Regions from separate parts of the Homo sapiens genome. Here region 2 is linked to region 1. Evidence: chromatin loops called from intact Hi-C (ENCODE). Cell type or tissue: dorsolateral prefrontal cortex. All regions are shown on one strand. Links, peaks and the distances in the headings refer to the core of each region. The heading gives the core; the rest is flanking DNA.

Region 1 (7,387 bases), core at 1,018-6,017:
GCTGCTTTCTGGGTGTGTGCCTTGGAGCAAGACACTTTTCCCTCCTTCCTCGTCTGTGAAATGAGACTCATAGTCAAGTCCCTTCTGAGGGAAGTAATGGAGTAAGAGGAGGTGAGCAATGGTCTGCAGGAGGGGTTGTGGGAGGGGAGAGGGAGGAGGAGCACAGGGGAAGGGCCTGTCCCCTGTGGGTTCCAGACCCCTGCCCCTGAACAGGCTGCCTTTCCTCCTCTGCTCCCTTCCCTTGCAGCAGCCCAGAGCCCAGGGCGCAGCCAGAGGCAGAGCCCCAAAGCCCCAACCAGCATGTAACTCAAAGTGATGAACTCTGGCTTCGGATCCCAGCAAGGGCGTCGCTGGCAGCTGGAAGGGGTGCTGCTCAGGGTCGCTGGAATGGGAAGGGTCCAGTGAGGACACCTGTCACTGGACCATCTGGGTCCTGAGGATACTCCCAGTAACACACTTGTACCCAATGCCTCTTCTTCTTCACCTGGCTCCTCCCTATCTTCCACCTTCCGGCCCGCCCCCTCCAGTCCAGCCTCTACACTGCAGCAGAGGGATTAGTCTAAAATGCAGATCTTATCAGGTTGTTTTCTGGCCTAAAACCTTCCCATGGCTCCCCACCACCCAAGCTCTTTGCCTTGACCCGTGAAGCCCCATCCACCTGTTCTGAGGTTGCCTGTGAGTCCCTCTTCCATCCTTTGGCCACTGCACTCTCCCCTCTCAAATGCTAAACTCCTACCACACTGGACATTTCTTTGTGCCATGTTCTTGCACCGCACTGGGGCATTTGATCTTATAGATCCCTCTGCAAGAAGCACCTTTCTCCCCTTCTGGCCACCACCACCCCCAATCAAAACACATCTTCTGGGTTTTCTCCTGTTTATTCTTCAAGGCTGCACTTAACACATTGCTTCCCTGAGGAAGCCCTTTCCATACTCCCCTGACCCAGCTGGGTCAGCTGCCCTGCTTCGTGTTCCCACAATCTCCCAAGCTTCTCTCAGGGAGCATTTACCATAGTCCATTGTAATTATTTAAGAGTGTGTCTCTTCCACTGGACACAGGGAACCCCTTGAGGATAAGGACTGATTTTGAGTTGCTTATTATTGAAATTATGATGCTTGAGACAGAGAAGGGGCTAAAGGGTCTGCTGGGTGGATGGATGGATGGATGAGACCATGGCAGGTAGGTGGGTGGGTTGGTGGATGGATGGATGAATGGATGGGTAGGTGGATGAATGGGTGAGTGGATGGTGAATGGGATGGATGGATGGAGGCATGGTAGGTAGGTGGGTGAGTTGGTGAATCGATGGGTGGGTGGGTAGATGGATGGAAGGATGGAAGCATGGCAAGTAGGTGGGTGAGTGTTTGGTGAAGGGATGGGTGGGTGGGTAGATGGATGGAAGGATGGAAGCATGGCAAGTAGGTGGGTGAGTGTTTGGTGAATGGATGGGTGGGTGGGTGGATGAACGGATGGATGGAAAGATGGAAGCATGGCAGGTAGGTGGGTGGGTTGGTGAATGGATGGGTGGATGGATGAATGGATGGGTGGATGGATAGGTGGATGGATGGATGGGTAGATGGATAAATGGATGGATGAACGGGAGCATGGCAGGTAGGTGAGTGGGTGGGTGGGTGGATGGATGGATGGGTGGTTGGACGAATGGGAGTATAGGCAGGTAGGTGGGTGCGTGCATGGACAGATGGGTAAGCGAGGAAACAGAGGGAATGATACATTGGTGGATGAATAATAAGAAAACAGATAATAAAATAAATGGCGGAAGAATGGATGGGTGAGTAGGTGAATGGATGGATAGATGAATGATGAGAAGGCCGGATGGATGCACAGACAGACAGACAGATGGATGGATACAGTCCTTCCTCAATCGTTAGAGAGAGAAAAGCTCCAGTCTTTGGATTTCAAGGTTTGGAAGGTCCTTATACCTCTCCCAGCCCTTAACTTTAATGGTCACAATAGCAGTAACATATTTTTAAATCACCTTTTTAAAAATTAAGGTCAAATTTACATAACGTAGCCAGGCGCAGTGGTTCACGCCTGTAATCCCAGCACTTTGGGAGGCCAAGGTGGGCAGATCACTTGAAGTCGGGAGTTCAAGACCAGCTTGGCCAACATGGTGAAACCCTGTCTCTACTAAAAATACAAAAATTAGGTGGGTGTGGCAGCATGCACCTGTAATCCTAGGGGAGACTGAGGCAGGAGAATCGCGTGAACCCAGAAGCTGGAGGTTGCAGTGAGCTGAGATCCGGCCACTGCACTCCAGCCTGGGCGACAGAGTGAGAATCTGTCTCCCAAAAAAAAAAAGCTAACATTTTAAAGTGAACAATCCAGTACATTCACAATGTTGTACAATCACCACCTCTATCTAGTTCCAAAACATTTTCATCATTCACAGAAGATAACCCCATTAAGCAGTTTCTTCCCATCGTCCCCTCCCTCAGCCCCTGGAAACCACTAATCTACCGTCTGTCTCTGAATTTGTCTTTTCCGGACATTTCAAAGAACGCAGTCATGCAATTTGTGACCTTTTGTGTCTAGTTTCTTAAATAAGGCTTTTTGTGGGCAATAAAAACTAGTTTCTGAGGGCGGAGAGGAATCTGTAAAGTGGGCATATGACACCCCCTGCCTGGCCACTCCTGCTTAGGAGACCAAAGCGCTCCTGGAAGCAGCAGGGGCTGACAAGCAGGTGGGGGAGGACCCCAGCGACGCAGGCTCTCCTGTGCCACTCACTAGCAGGCTGGACAGGGACTGGAGGCATGCTAAGGTCCCTGGTTGCCTACCACCTGGCTTAGGGTCTGGCACTCAGTGGAAACTTAGTAAGTAGGAGATGGAGTGGCCTTCACTGAGTGGCGTGAGGAGGGATAAAGATTCCCCCACCTCCTGGCTGTGTCGTGGTCCCAGAAGGAGCCTCTCTTTGCCATGCATCAGTCCCCACAGAGCCTTGCCGTGTGCCAGGAGCCTCAGCAAACCTCTTCACTTAATGTCCCAAACAACTCTACAGAGCGGCTATCAGAAGACGCATTAGCAGAAAGGTGGCCAAGCTGGGTTGAGTGTGTTCCCCAAGTATACAGCAACAGCCCCTGTGCTCTTTCCGCTGCAACATCCTGTCCCTTCTCTCCTCTTCCTCCTCTCTGCAGGATCCCTGCTATCGACATATGATTCAAACCCTAGGGGATTTAGGCCCCTGTGTCTCATCCACAGCACCCTTTTTCTTAATCATTTCCTGCTGCCTCCGAGCCCCAGACAGGCTCCCTCTTTCCCGGCATCTCTCTATGCTCCCCTCTGCAGGCAGCAGCCAAAGACATCTCCGTGGTACAAGTCGGCCATCTGGTGTCTACATAGAGTATAGCAGCCACAGAGGGAAATCAAGGGTGAGAATTCCCTGCCAGGGCAAAAGCACGACCTCACCTCACAGCTCAGGGAGGAAGGTGCAGGGGATGGGGCCCTAATTTAATCTGGGCTCTCCATCTGTGACTTGCCCTGTGCTAGGTGCTTTACCTGCATTGATCTCAGTTAATCCTCACCTTGGTGCTACAAGAACTACTCCTTACTGTATGTAGTAGGGGCTCCAAAATACTTGTGATAAAAGGACAAATACTCTATGATTCTACTTACATGAGATCCCTAGAGCAGTCTAATTCATAGAGACAGAAAGTAGAATGCTGGTTTCCAGGGGCTGGGTGAGGGGAACAAGGAGTGAGGGTTTCATGGGTGCAGTTTCAGCTGGGAAAGATGGGAAGAGTTCTGGAGATGGATGGTGGTGACTCTGCACAGCAATGTGAGCGGACTCAGTGCCAGCAAGCTGCGCACCTAAAAATAGTTAAATGGTAAATCCTATGTTACATATCTTTTACCTCCATTTTTTAAATAACTATATGTGAGTGAATCAGCTAAGAAGAAATGAATAAATGCATAAGTGAATTGATGAATGCATAATGAAGATAATAATACCATTTATGGAATACTTAGTATGTGCTAGTCATTGTGCAAAGTGTGTTTCAACTGAGAAGTGTTTTTATGAAGCCCCAACCCTGGCAGGCCCTGCTTGCGGCTTTTGGGATACAGCAGTGAGCTAAGTTGCTACCACGCTACAGCTGACATTTTGTGGGCGAGATAGTAAACAAGGGATATTAAAATATCAGACGGTGGTACGTGCTATAAAAGAAAAAAAAGGCAAAGCGAAAGGATGGAGAATGGCTTGGAGGAAGGTGGGAGAGCTCCTTCTGATGGGCGTCATTTCAGTTTCACAGATGAGGCATGGGAGGCTCGAGTGCTCCCCAAGGGTCACACATCTAGGAAGTGGTCCAGGCAGGAACTGAAGCCAGGTCTGTCAGAGCCCAGCCCTGGAGCTCCTAACCACGCCGTGACCACACCAGGGAACGGTGTTGTCTCTTGGCTCACACCCTGAGGCACGCACTTCAACCCTCTGAGGGCCTCAAAGCTGAGTCCCAGGGTAGGAGCGGGGTCTTCCTTTCCCACAGGCCGCCGGCTTCTGGAGGCGCAGATGGATCGTGTGTCCAGCAGGTGGCGCCGCGGCCCGACTCGGGCGCCCCAGCAGAACCAGCCTGCCAGTTGAGTCTGTGCCAGGCTGGAGAGCGGGGCGCGGGCAGTAGGTACCTGAAGCGAGGCTCGGCCGGAGGCTTCGGGCAGAGATGTGCTGCTGTCAGTCGGGCAGGCCAGCTTTAGCGGCTCAGCCCTGCAGGTCACTTCCAGTTATGGGACTTCCGCCCACTGTGAGCTTCCCCCTCTGAATGCAACCGGGTTGTCCACCCCTTCCTCCAGGCTGCGGGAAAACGGCATGAGCCCACACCTTCATCCCTTTGAGAGGTGACAGCGTGCTGGCAGCCCTTGCTTGCTCTCGGAGCCTCCTCGGCCTCGTTGCCCACTCTGGCTGTGCTTGAGGAGCCCTTCAGCCCGCCGCTGCACTGTGAGAGCCCCTTTCTGGGCTGGCCGAGGCCGGAGCCGGCTCCCTCAGCTTGCAGGGAGGTGTGGAGAGAGCAGCGCGGGCGGGAACCGGGGCTGAGCGCGGCACTTGTGGGCCAGCGTGAGTTCCAGGTGGGCGTGGGCTCCGCGGGCCCCACACTCAGAGCGGCCGGCCGGCCTCGGGCAGTGAGGGGCTTAGCACCCGGGCCAGCAGCTGCGGAGGGTGCGCCGGGTCCCCCAGCAGTGCCCGCCCACTGGCGCTGTACTCGATTTCTCGCTGGGCCTTAGGTGCCTCCCCACGGGGCAGGGCTCGGGACCTGCAGCCCACCATGCCTGAGCCTCCCCCAACGCCATCGGCTTCTGTGCAGCCCGAGCCTCTCTGACGAGCGCCGCCCCCTGCTCCACGGCACCCAGTCCCATCCACCGCCCAAGGGCTGAGGAGTGCGGGCGCAAGGCTCGGGACTGGCAGGCAGCTCCACCTGCAGCCCCTGTGCGGGATCTACTGGATGAAGCCAGCTGGGCTCTTAAGTCTAGTGGGGACTTGGAGAACCTTTATGTCTAGCTAAGGTATTGTAAATACACCAATCAGCACTCTGTATCTAGCTCAGGGGTTGTAAATGCACCAATCAGCACCCTGTGTCTAGCTCAAGGTTTGTAAATGCACCAATCAGTGCTCTGTCTAGCTGATCTGGTGGGGACTTGGAGAACCTTTATGTCTAGCTAAGGGATTGTGAATACACCAATAGGCACTCTGTATCTAGCTAATCTAGTGGGGACTTGGAGAACTTTTGTGTCTAGCTCAGGGATTGTAAACGCACCAATCAGCACCCTGTCAAAACAGACCAATCAGCTCTCTGTAAAACAGACCAATCGGCTCTCTGTAAAATGGACCAATCAGCAGGATGTGGGTGGGGCCAGATAAGAGAATAAAAGCAGGCTGCCCAAGCCACCAGTGGTAACCTGCTCGGGTCCCCTTCCAGTCTGTGGGGTATTTCCTCTTTTGCTGTTTGCAGTAAATCTTGCTGCTGTTCATTGTTTGGGTCCACACTGCCTTTATGAGCTGTAACATTCACTGTGAAGGTCTGCAGCTTAGCTCCTGAAGCCACTGAGACCACGAACCCACCAGAAGGAAGAAACTCTGAACACATCCGAACATCAGAAAGAACAAACTCTGGACACACCGCCTTTAGGAACTGTAACACTGACTGAGAGAGTCCCAGACTTCATTCTTGAAGTAAGTGAGAGCAAGAACCCACCAATTCCGGATGCACCTTCAGCAGTGCTTCCTTGAGAACTTCCTGGGTGCCAGGCCGGGGGACTCAGCAGGAAATAAAGCCTACAAACCCCGCTGCCCTCCCCTCAGGGAGGCTCCGTTCTTGGGGAGGGGAGACAAACAATAACCTAGAGGAACCAAGTGTGCGTTATGCTAGGGAATGGGATGTGGAGCAAATAATGAGATGGAGAAGGCAGAGGGGAAGTGTGTGGTCACAGGTTAGACGTGTAGACGGTCAGGCGCCAAGGAAGACCTGCTGAAGAGCGACCCTGGAGCAAGGGAGGTGAAGGGATGCACGGATGCACAGGGAAAGGCACCCAGGCAGAAGGGAGCCAAGGGGGTCAGTGGGCCTGGAGCGCCCTGAGCCAGATGAGTGTGGAGGGAGGGAGGTCACAGCAGGGGTGGGTGGTGCAGGGCTGTGGAGGTCATGGTGGGAGGAATTGGACTTGGACTCTGAAGGGGATGGGAAGCCAGTGGCATAATAACCCCACATCTCAGTGGTTTAAGCAACACAAGTTGATTTCGTGCTCACATTATCTATCAAGAGGGATTGGCCTGGGTGGGCGGGGCCCTTCACTTAGAGACCCAAATGATTTTATTAGGCTGTTTTCTTAGAAGGCATCAGCGTCCCAGCTAGGGAATGAGAGTGGTGAAAAGTGGAGCAGCAGCAAGTAAATGCTTCTGAATGAAAGTGACATTCGTCACTGCCTCTCATTTTTCATGGGCCAGAGTTTGAGGCAGGCCATGCCCCATGTCAAGGGAGAGGGGACATCAGATTAGTGACGGACAGCACCCTGCTAGTGCTATGATTTCCACGATAAGCCTCCATTCCCGGATCAATTTTACTTTTTTATTTTTTTATTTTTTTTAGCTAGAGTCTCGGTCTGTCACCCAGGCTAGAGTGCAGTGGCGTGACCTCTGCTCACTGCAAACTCCACCTCTTCACACCATTCTCCTGCCTCAGCCTCCTGAGTTGCTGGGACTACAGGCGGCTGCCACCACACCTGGCTAATTTTTTGTATTTTTGTAGTAGAGACAGCATTTCACTGTGTTAGCCAGGATGGTCTCGATCTCCTAACCTGGTGATCCACCCGTCTCGGCCTCCCAAAGTGCTGGGATTACAGGCATGAGCCACCACACCCGGCTAATTTATTTTTTTCTTAGAGAGGAGGTCTCACT
Region 2 (7,387 bases), core at 854-5,853, 290 kb before region 1:
TTGTGAATAGGAATGTGTGATTGGCATAAGGTTTGAGGATCAAAAGCGTGGTATTATGGGATGCAAGTGAGCCAGAGGCAGCAGCACATGCTGTTCCTTCTGGGCCCAGGCAGGGATGAGGCTAAGACGAAAATCAGCCCAACACCACAGACCTGGTCAGGGCTCAGCAACAGGCAAACTGGGATTCAGCGGGTACACACTAGGACACCTGAGCCTGCAGCTGAAATATGGAAATACTTCCCCCATGTTGTAAATAGCTGCTGTCATTGAGGATTAAAGCTTTAGTGGGGGAGTCCCAGGTGCAGTGACAGGCAGTAGGAGGGTGCCAGCTACTCCTTGAGGTCCCACTCCCACCCTCCTTACACTCCCATCCATGCAGAAACCAAAAGACATGGAGCTACCTGGTTGCCATACACCTTAAAAGTGATTTGTTTTTTTGCCAGCTGAGAGCAAGGCCCATGGAAACAGAACCTAGCTGGTAGGTTACCAAAAAGTGAAAAAGAGGCACGGGGGAGGTAGAGGCAAGAAGAGCCCAGAGACAAAATTCTCCAGCTTCTTTATGTGCTGCAGAGCCACAATGCACTCTGAAGAAGAAGGCAGCATCAAGCTGCTATTGAGAGCTAGAGAGGAATCTCTTGAATGATTGTATTCAATGGGTTTCCATTGGGACCAGAACTCCTGAAGTCTTCAGGATGAACTGTCTGAGTAAGAGGTAGGGAGTCTTCATAAAGGACCTAAATACCTAAACAGTGTCCATCATAAATAAAGAGCTCCTGCAAATCAATAAAAAGACAGATATCCCAATAGACATCTAGGTAAAAGATTCGAACAGGTACTTCACAAAATGGCCAATAAGTATATGTAAGGAGGTTCAACCTCATTACCAATCAGGGAAAGGCAAATTAAAACCACTAACATAACATCAAAGTAAAGAAGCCAGACAGCAAACAAACACTACATGCTGTAGGACTTATTCATATACAGTTAAAGAGCAGACTGGTAGAACTCAGGATAGTGGTTATGGTTGCTGTGGGCGGGGGCCTCATGACTTGGGGGGGACTTTGGGTCAACAGAGACTCTAAGATGCTGGTGCTAGAAGCTTTTTGACCTGGGCGCAAGTTTCATGGATGTCTAATGATTAGTTCGTGAAACCTACTGAGCTATCACTTAGGATTGTGCATTTTCCTATATGTCTGTTAAATTTCAGTAAAGATCGGTGTGGAGAATCTCTCAAGAAGATAATTCTATATTCATTCTCTCAATTTTCACACATCTGGGGGCAGAAAAAGTACTGAGAGAAAGATCTTTCCTGAAAAATATTTACCTGACTACATTTCCACCCCTTTCCTCAACAGTGAGAGAACAGCCATGTCTGCTAGCTAACACGTGCTGTTTGTAAAATGTGTTTGGTGTGCAGAATCTCCACGTGGACAAGCCAGAGGGCTCCCTCTGAGAATTGTTTGTGTGTCCCCTTCTAGGGGACAATTGTCTATCCAGCACCTATGCATGCTGGGAACTTCCGCCTGCGTCATCCCAAATCAGGCTCCCAGGAAGCTGTGACGGAGACTGGGTGAAGGAGAGTTGGCAGCCTGCACTTTACAGCTAAGGAAGCGGAGACTCAGAGAGGGATGGCAGCACTCACGAGACACCCAGCCACTTGCCAGGCTGGGAGGCGAGCCCCCGGGCATCTGGCTGCATGTCCGGCCTTCCTCTTTCGGGTCACAGCTGTCCGTTCTCATGGGAGCAATGTTCTGAAAGTTGAAAGCAATGGAAAATCCAAACCAAGCACCATCGTTTATTAATTGTACACAATTTCCCTTCCATCCATCTATTTCCTTTTAATTCAGGCAAGCATACATCCACATGCTGCCCTAGCAGCCTGCACCCAGGCCTGGGGACTGGGTGCCCCAGGGGCCCCAGGGTTCTGGGGGTGGGTCATGGGGAAAGGCTGACTGGGTCCATGTTTGGGCAGTTCGAGGATGGCTGTGACTTTTTCCTGGAGAGCAGGGACCTGATATCTGTTAAGGGGCCTGACACAGCCTTCAAGACAAACTTACAGATGCTGACACTAAGCCCTGACACTAACTAGAGGGAGGAACTTCTGTCCTACTGCAGAAAGTGGGGAGGGGTTTTCTGACCCTGAGTGACGGAGGGACAGATGCCTGGGATCAGGCGTCAACTCCAGCCTCCCAGAGGTAGGGATGTTCAAGTCTATCTGCATTCAGGTTGGTGAAGCTCTTCCTTTTTCCCTCTCACCTCCTCCAGGTTCCTGGAGAGCCCACACCTCTCTCTTCTCCTGTCCTCAAGGAAAGGCCCAACCACCCTGATGTGTGACCTTGGCCAAGACCTCCTCTCACTCCCAGCTTCAGTCTTCTTATCCAGAAAACAGGAAATCTGGACTCTTCAATGTCACAGTCCCTTTCGGCTTTCATATTCAGGAGTTTTCAGGCTTTGTTAAAAGCAAAATGCCCAGGCCCATCCCCTGTAGATTCAGGATGTGGTGCAGGCTCAGGCCAGGTTTGGGACTTCTGCAGGTTTCAACATCATCCCTGAGGAGTTGTCTGATGCCTATTAAAGTGCACCCTCTATGACAGTGTGTACCGAACATGGCTGAGTCAGTCTCTTGAGAATTCTTGCTGGAAATCAGCATTTTTAAACACCTCCCAGAAGATTCCAATGAGTACAGGTATGAAAAATGCTGGCCTCCAGAGAAGGCAATTTCTGCTGGCCCAAGCTCCCCCATTTGGGACCCAAGTCTAGCTGCCTAACTGTGCCTCAGTTTCCTTATGTATAATGTGGAAATCATGGCTTCCTTTAGCCTCTAACAGGCAGGCAGGAGACACAGCAGATTCCTGGAGCAGTGTGGCAGGGTGCCCGATCCTGGACCCCCACCGGGGAGAATTCCAGCCTCTGTATCTCCCCGACTGGGCAGGGTCGGGCTGGGGAGGGAGGGAAGCAAGCCCAGCCCCACCTCATAAATCATATGCCAGGAAATGCAGGGCAGGCGCCCCTGCCTCCATATATCCCACACATTAGATGCTTCACTGGTGTCCCACAAGCGAGCTTTGTGAAGCCAGGCTCAGGGAAGAGGGGTGGGCAGTTACCAGAAATGAAACCTCAGCCAGCTCACTCCGGGGTCGTCTGGCCCCACAAGTCTCCTAGTGCAGGGGCTGGAAGCACGGCTGTTATTATTTTTTTTCTTTTGGAGGGGAAGCATTTGGCCCCAGGTTTGAGGGCACACAAAAGGCCCTCAAAAAGGAGGCAGAAATCTATTACCCGCCTGGCCAGAAATAGCCCTGGGGGAGGCTGGGCTGAAGCCAAGGCCAGAAGCTGTCCAGGGGACCTCGCAGAGGCCTCTGCCAGGGGAGCAGGGGACAGCTCGCTGACTCCCCCGTGGGGCTGTCAGCTGCAGGGAAGGGCTGTGAGGGATGTTTCAGCCTCAGAAAATCTTGGGTTTCATTTCAGGCTCCCCAACAGGAGGGGTTCCTGTTGAGGAGTGACTCAGGGCATCTGGAAGCCGTGACTGGTCAGGGTTCAGGTGGGCGGGCTGTGTCCTGAACTGAGGGCACTCAGGTGAGGCTGGAACCCCAGGGTTGCACCCACCAGAGAGGGCGCCCTTGTGTCATTCATCTGCCCAGAGTGAGAGCCTCAGCCCCATTTAGACAAAGACTCCAACAGGCATCAGGAGACCCTGAACAGATTTCCCCACTTTGCCTGGCCCAGGGGAATGTCGAAGAAAGGAATATGCCTGTGCACGGTGGCTGAGCAGGGGTCTGCCGACCAGTAAGGGCACTGAGATAGAGACGGAGGGGAGCTGATGTTAGTTAGGCACCAGCAGATGGGGCAGTGGAGCATCAGGCAACAGGATAAGCTGCAAGGACACCCATGTCAGCGCCTCGAGGAGGAGACGCTCCTGGGGTATGCATTTGCTCAGCCTAATTAACAGTGACTGTGCCCATTTGGGGAACACTCACTCTGTGCCGGACACTGTATTAAATGCTATTTAACACTGCATTTGGGAAACAGTTCAACTTAGTGGTTAAGAACACAGATTTATTGTCAGATCTAGTACTTCCTAGCTGTGTGATCTTGGGTATATAATTTCACATCTCTGTGCTTGAGTTTCCCCAGCTATAAAATATGGATAATGTCGTTGCTTTGAGGATTAAGTGAGACAGACCATGCATGTGAAGAACAGAGTCTGGCACACAGTAAGTGCTCATTACATGTAGCTGCTATCTGTATGATCCCTTTAGCTCTTCACAACATGGAGATATGATTATATATTGGCTAGGCTAATGCCAGCTGCTATAACAAATAAACCTCCACAATTCAGTAGCTTAATGAATATTTTTTGCTCAAATAATACAATGCTGGTGCTTCTGGTTAACAGGCAGCTCTCCTCCATGTGGTGATTCAGGGACCCAGGCTTAGAACTCTGGAGTCCCCTGAATGTGGGAGGAAGCTGGGAGAGATGGTGAAGAAGATAAGTTGGCATCTCAACCACACTGGTCTGGAAGTGATAGGCCTCCCTTCCACTCATTTTGTTGGTGACAACTAAATGATAAATAGCAGTCGGTTCAGTGTAAGGAATGCCCAGAAATGTAGTCCCTGCCCAGGCAGCCCCCATCTCATTTTGTGCTATGGAAGAGGGGGGACGAACCATGGGGGACAGTTAGCCATCTCCGCCACGTATCATTTAAGTGTTAAGATGCTGAATCTCAGAGAAATTAACTCACCCAAGGCAGAGCAGCTTGCAAATGGCAGTGCTGAGATAGGAGCACACAGCGGTCTGCCTCCTACTGTTGATATCTTTCCACCAAACACAACTGCCTCAGCCCAGGGCATTTCATCTCTTTCTGCCTGTCTGAGGTCAGGTTCTTCAACCGATAGGAGGGGAAGAGTGAGGACCTGATTCTCAGGTTGCATCTGTACCAGTCTCATGGCCCAAACAGATTCAAGGGCCTTAGTTGATGCTGGGAATGGCTGCCACTGGGACAGATGGAGAGAAGAGTGGGACCCAGATGATGGGCTGTATTTAAGACCTCAGTGGGCAAGACTCCAGCTGGGAGTCAGGCCTCAGTCCTGAAGGTGGCCTGAGATGCAAGTTGGAAAGGAAGTGTAGGGAGAGAGGGAAGCCCAGCTCCTGGGGCTGAACCATGTGGCTGATCAGCAAGGGAGAGTCCTTGGGGGCGCTTATCCCTGAGCTGGGGGCAGCCGCGAGATTCTGGGAATGATGTGTGCAGCTGTCCTGGTTTGGTGCTCTCTGAAATACACTTGAGACAAGCGGTCAAGCATGAACAGTTTATTTGGCAGTCGACCCTAGGAAATACCAGTTGACTAGGGCTGGGGAGAAGGAGGCAGGGGCAAGAAGGCTGTTATGGAGCACGTGACCCTGTGGGTAGGTGGAGCTTAGTCTTGTTGTGGACCTCTGAAAGACACCGTAGAACATCCCTCAAAGCCATCCCAGCAGGGGCTTTACCCACCAGTTCTCCATAGTAAACCCGCCAGCATGTAGAGGGAAAGTGGGGGGTCAGCAGCACCTGCCCACTGGGTGTTACTTTCCTGGGGCTCAGAATTGCCAGGCATGGCTGGATATTGATGCCAAGGCTGCTGGCATATTTCCTGGGTTGGCTTAGAGATTGGGGTGCATGTTCAGGCAGTGAATGGCCGGGTATGACCCATGAATGGGAAAGAAGGGAAGTAAGTGTATCCTCCTGAGGCAGGAACGAAGGCAGGGGGAGGATGACCCAGGAGCCACAGCCATGCTTCCAGGGACTCCCCACCAGCAGAACGTGTCCATTTTCTCTCCCTCCCCTCTCTGTACTTACTAAGTGTACATCCAGGCTGCCTCACTCGAGAGCACACAGCAATTCTCCATGCTGCACATCAGGGCGGTCGAGCAGGTACCCATGCGAGCAGGGAAGCCGGGTGGCTGGGGGCTCCTTCTGAAGTAAGCAGGGCCCCCCATGTGGCCAGGCCAGATCCATAGAGAAGGCCCTTTAAATCACACCTTTGAGGTATTTTCTCTCCTGTTTCAAAAGTTTCCGTGGAAGATTCAGGAATGAATGCCCTATTAAATACATTTTAAGGTAATGAAGTATAATTTCCCTGCCAGAAATACAGGAGGCAGGTGGCTGGTGGGAACAGCAGCACCTTTCAGCCAATTCTTGGGCTCCCAGATTTGTGTCCAGAGAGAGGTGGAGAGTTTGGAGGGGTGAGGAAGGATACTGGGCATGGGTCGGTGACTTTGTCCTACTAGAACAACACAGGGATACTCAGAAGTGCCTGGTGAGTGTAGGGTAAGTGTTCCGTGGACAGGAGATGCGGGCTCACACCAGCAGTCAGTACCGAAGCCCCTTGGCCTGGCTGTAGAGGGCTGAGTGGGGAAGAACGTCCCGATTGGGGTTGAAGGTTCAATGTTCAAGTTGGAGAAAGCCTGAGCTTTGCACCAGACACTATTGGGGTTGAATCCTTGGCTCATTACTCACACGTTCCGTTCCCTGACCTTGACCAAGGAACCTCACTTCTTGAGCAGCAACTTCCTTATCTGTAAAATAGGAACTATGGTTGTTGAATCTACCTTCTAGGGTAGAGGGGGATTAAATGGGAGAAGCCATAGAAAGCACCTGACGCAGAGTAGGCACTTGAGTGTCGTTGATTAAGGAAGACGGACGGTTGTGGTGTAATAAAACGAATAGAAACTCACGAGGTGCCTACTATGCACAGACACTCCCGAATGTGCTCCAGGCATTTGCTCATTTACTTAAGCAAGAAGCTGGGATCAGACAGAAGTGGAGAATGCACAGACTAAGCTGGCAATAGGCAGGGTCCCATGGATGGTCAGCCAGGGACAGTGGGAACACCGCTCCTGGGGTTGGCTGCGGCAGGCATCCATAGAGAGGGTGCCTGATGTTCTGGGTGTGGCAGGAGAATGCAGGCTGCAATGACACTTGAAGTCCAGCAAGCAGCAGATGTGACCTAATTGGGATGCCAGGTCTGTGGCCTGCCTGCCACCACTCTGAAGCCTATGTCTCTGGCTGACATAACAAACCCATTGCAGAATGTTCCCCCTGGGAATCTCTCTGTCCTTCTCAATGAGAGTTGCCAAGTGAAGTTATATCAACCTGCCGCCTTTGTGCTTACAGATGAACCCACAGAAAAAGAGGGTGGGTGTGAGAAACAGAGCCCTTCACCTGATATTGGGGTGCTGCTCTTGGACCCCAGCCTTAAAACAACTTCCCCCTCTCCCCATAACATACACAACCCTGTGGGACAGGATTGACTCAGGAAAGGATCGGGAGCTGAGTCTCCAAGTTCAAGAGCTCCAGGACTGCAGCTGAGCAAAGGCTGGGGCTGGCAGAGGCCACTGACAGCCCCTGGCTCA

What was found. A loop is a pair of places that touch in the nucleus more often than their neighbours do. Peaks named below come from ENCODE experiments on the same cell type or tissue, not always from the same donor. Only the 100,000 strongest peaks of a DNase experiment are listed, where the experiment ranks them.
Region 2: it touches region 1 in a loop (4-fold over the local background); 15 of 110 quality-filtered maps call a loop at or near these places.

Annotation. Positions count from the first base shown.
Region 1 is chr3:11,056,376-11,063,762 of GRCh38, forward strand. LOC101927467 (a long non-coding RNA gene) reads left to right here and starts at 5,890. Exons shown (of 3, transcript NR_188517.1): 1 at 5,890-6,169. In dorsolateral prefrontal cortex, for the core only: CTCF peaks have their summits at 3,336 (motif pointing left), 3,542 and 4,522 (motif pointing right); DNase peaks (open chromatin) are centred at 3,316 and 4,596; H3K4me3 peaks cover 1,428 bases; H3K27ac peaks cover 558 bases.
Region 2 is chr3:10,769,114-10,776,500 of GRCh38, forward strand. No RefSeq gene overlaps it. Among named protein-coding and RNA genes, the nearest start is that of LINC00606, 8.6 kb to the left of the region's middle. RefSeq lists enhancers at 2,861-3,362, 3,363-3,862. In dorsolateral prefrontal cortex, for the core only: CTCF peaks have their summits at 3,802 (motif pointing right) and 4,009; a DNase peak (open chromatin) is centred at 3,808.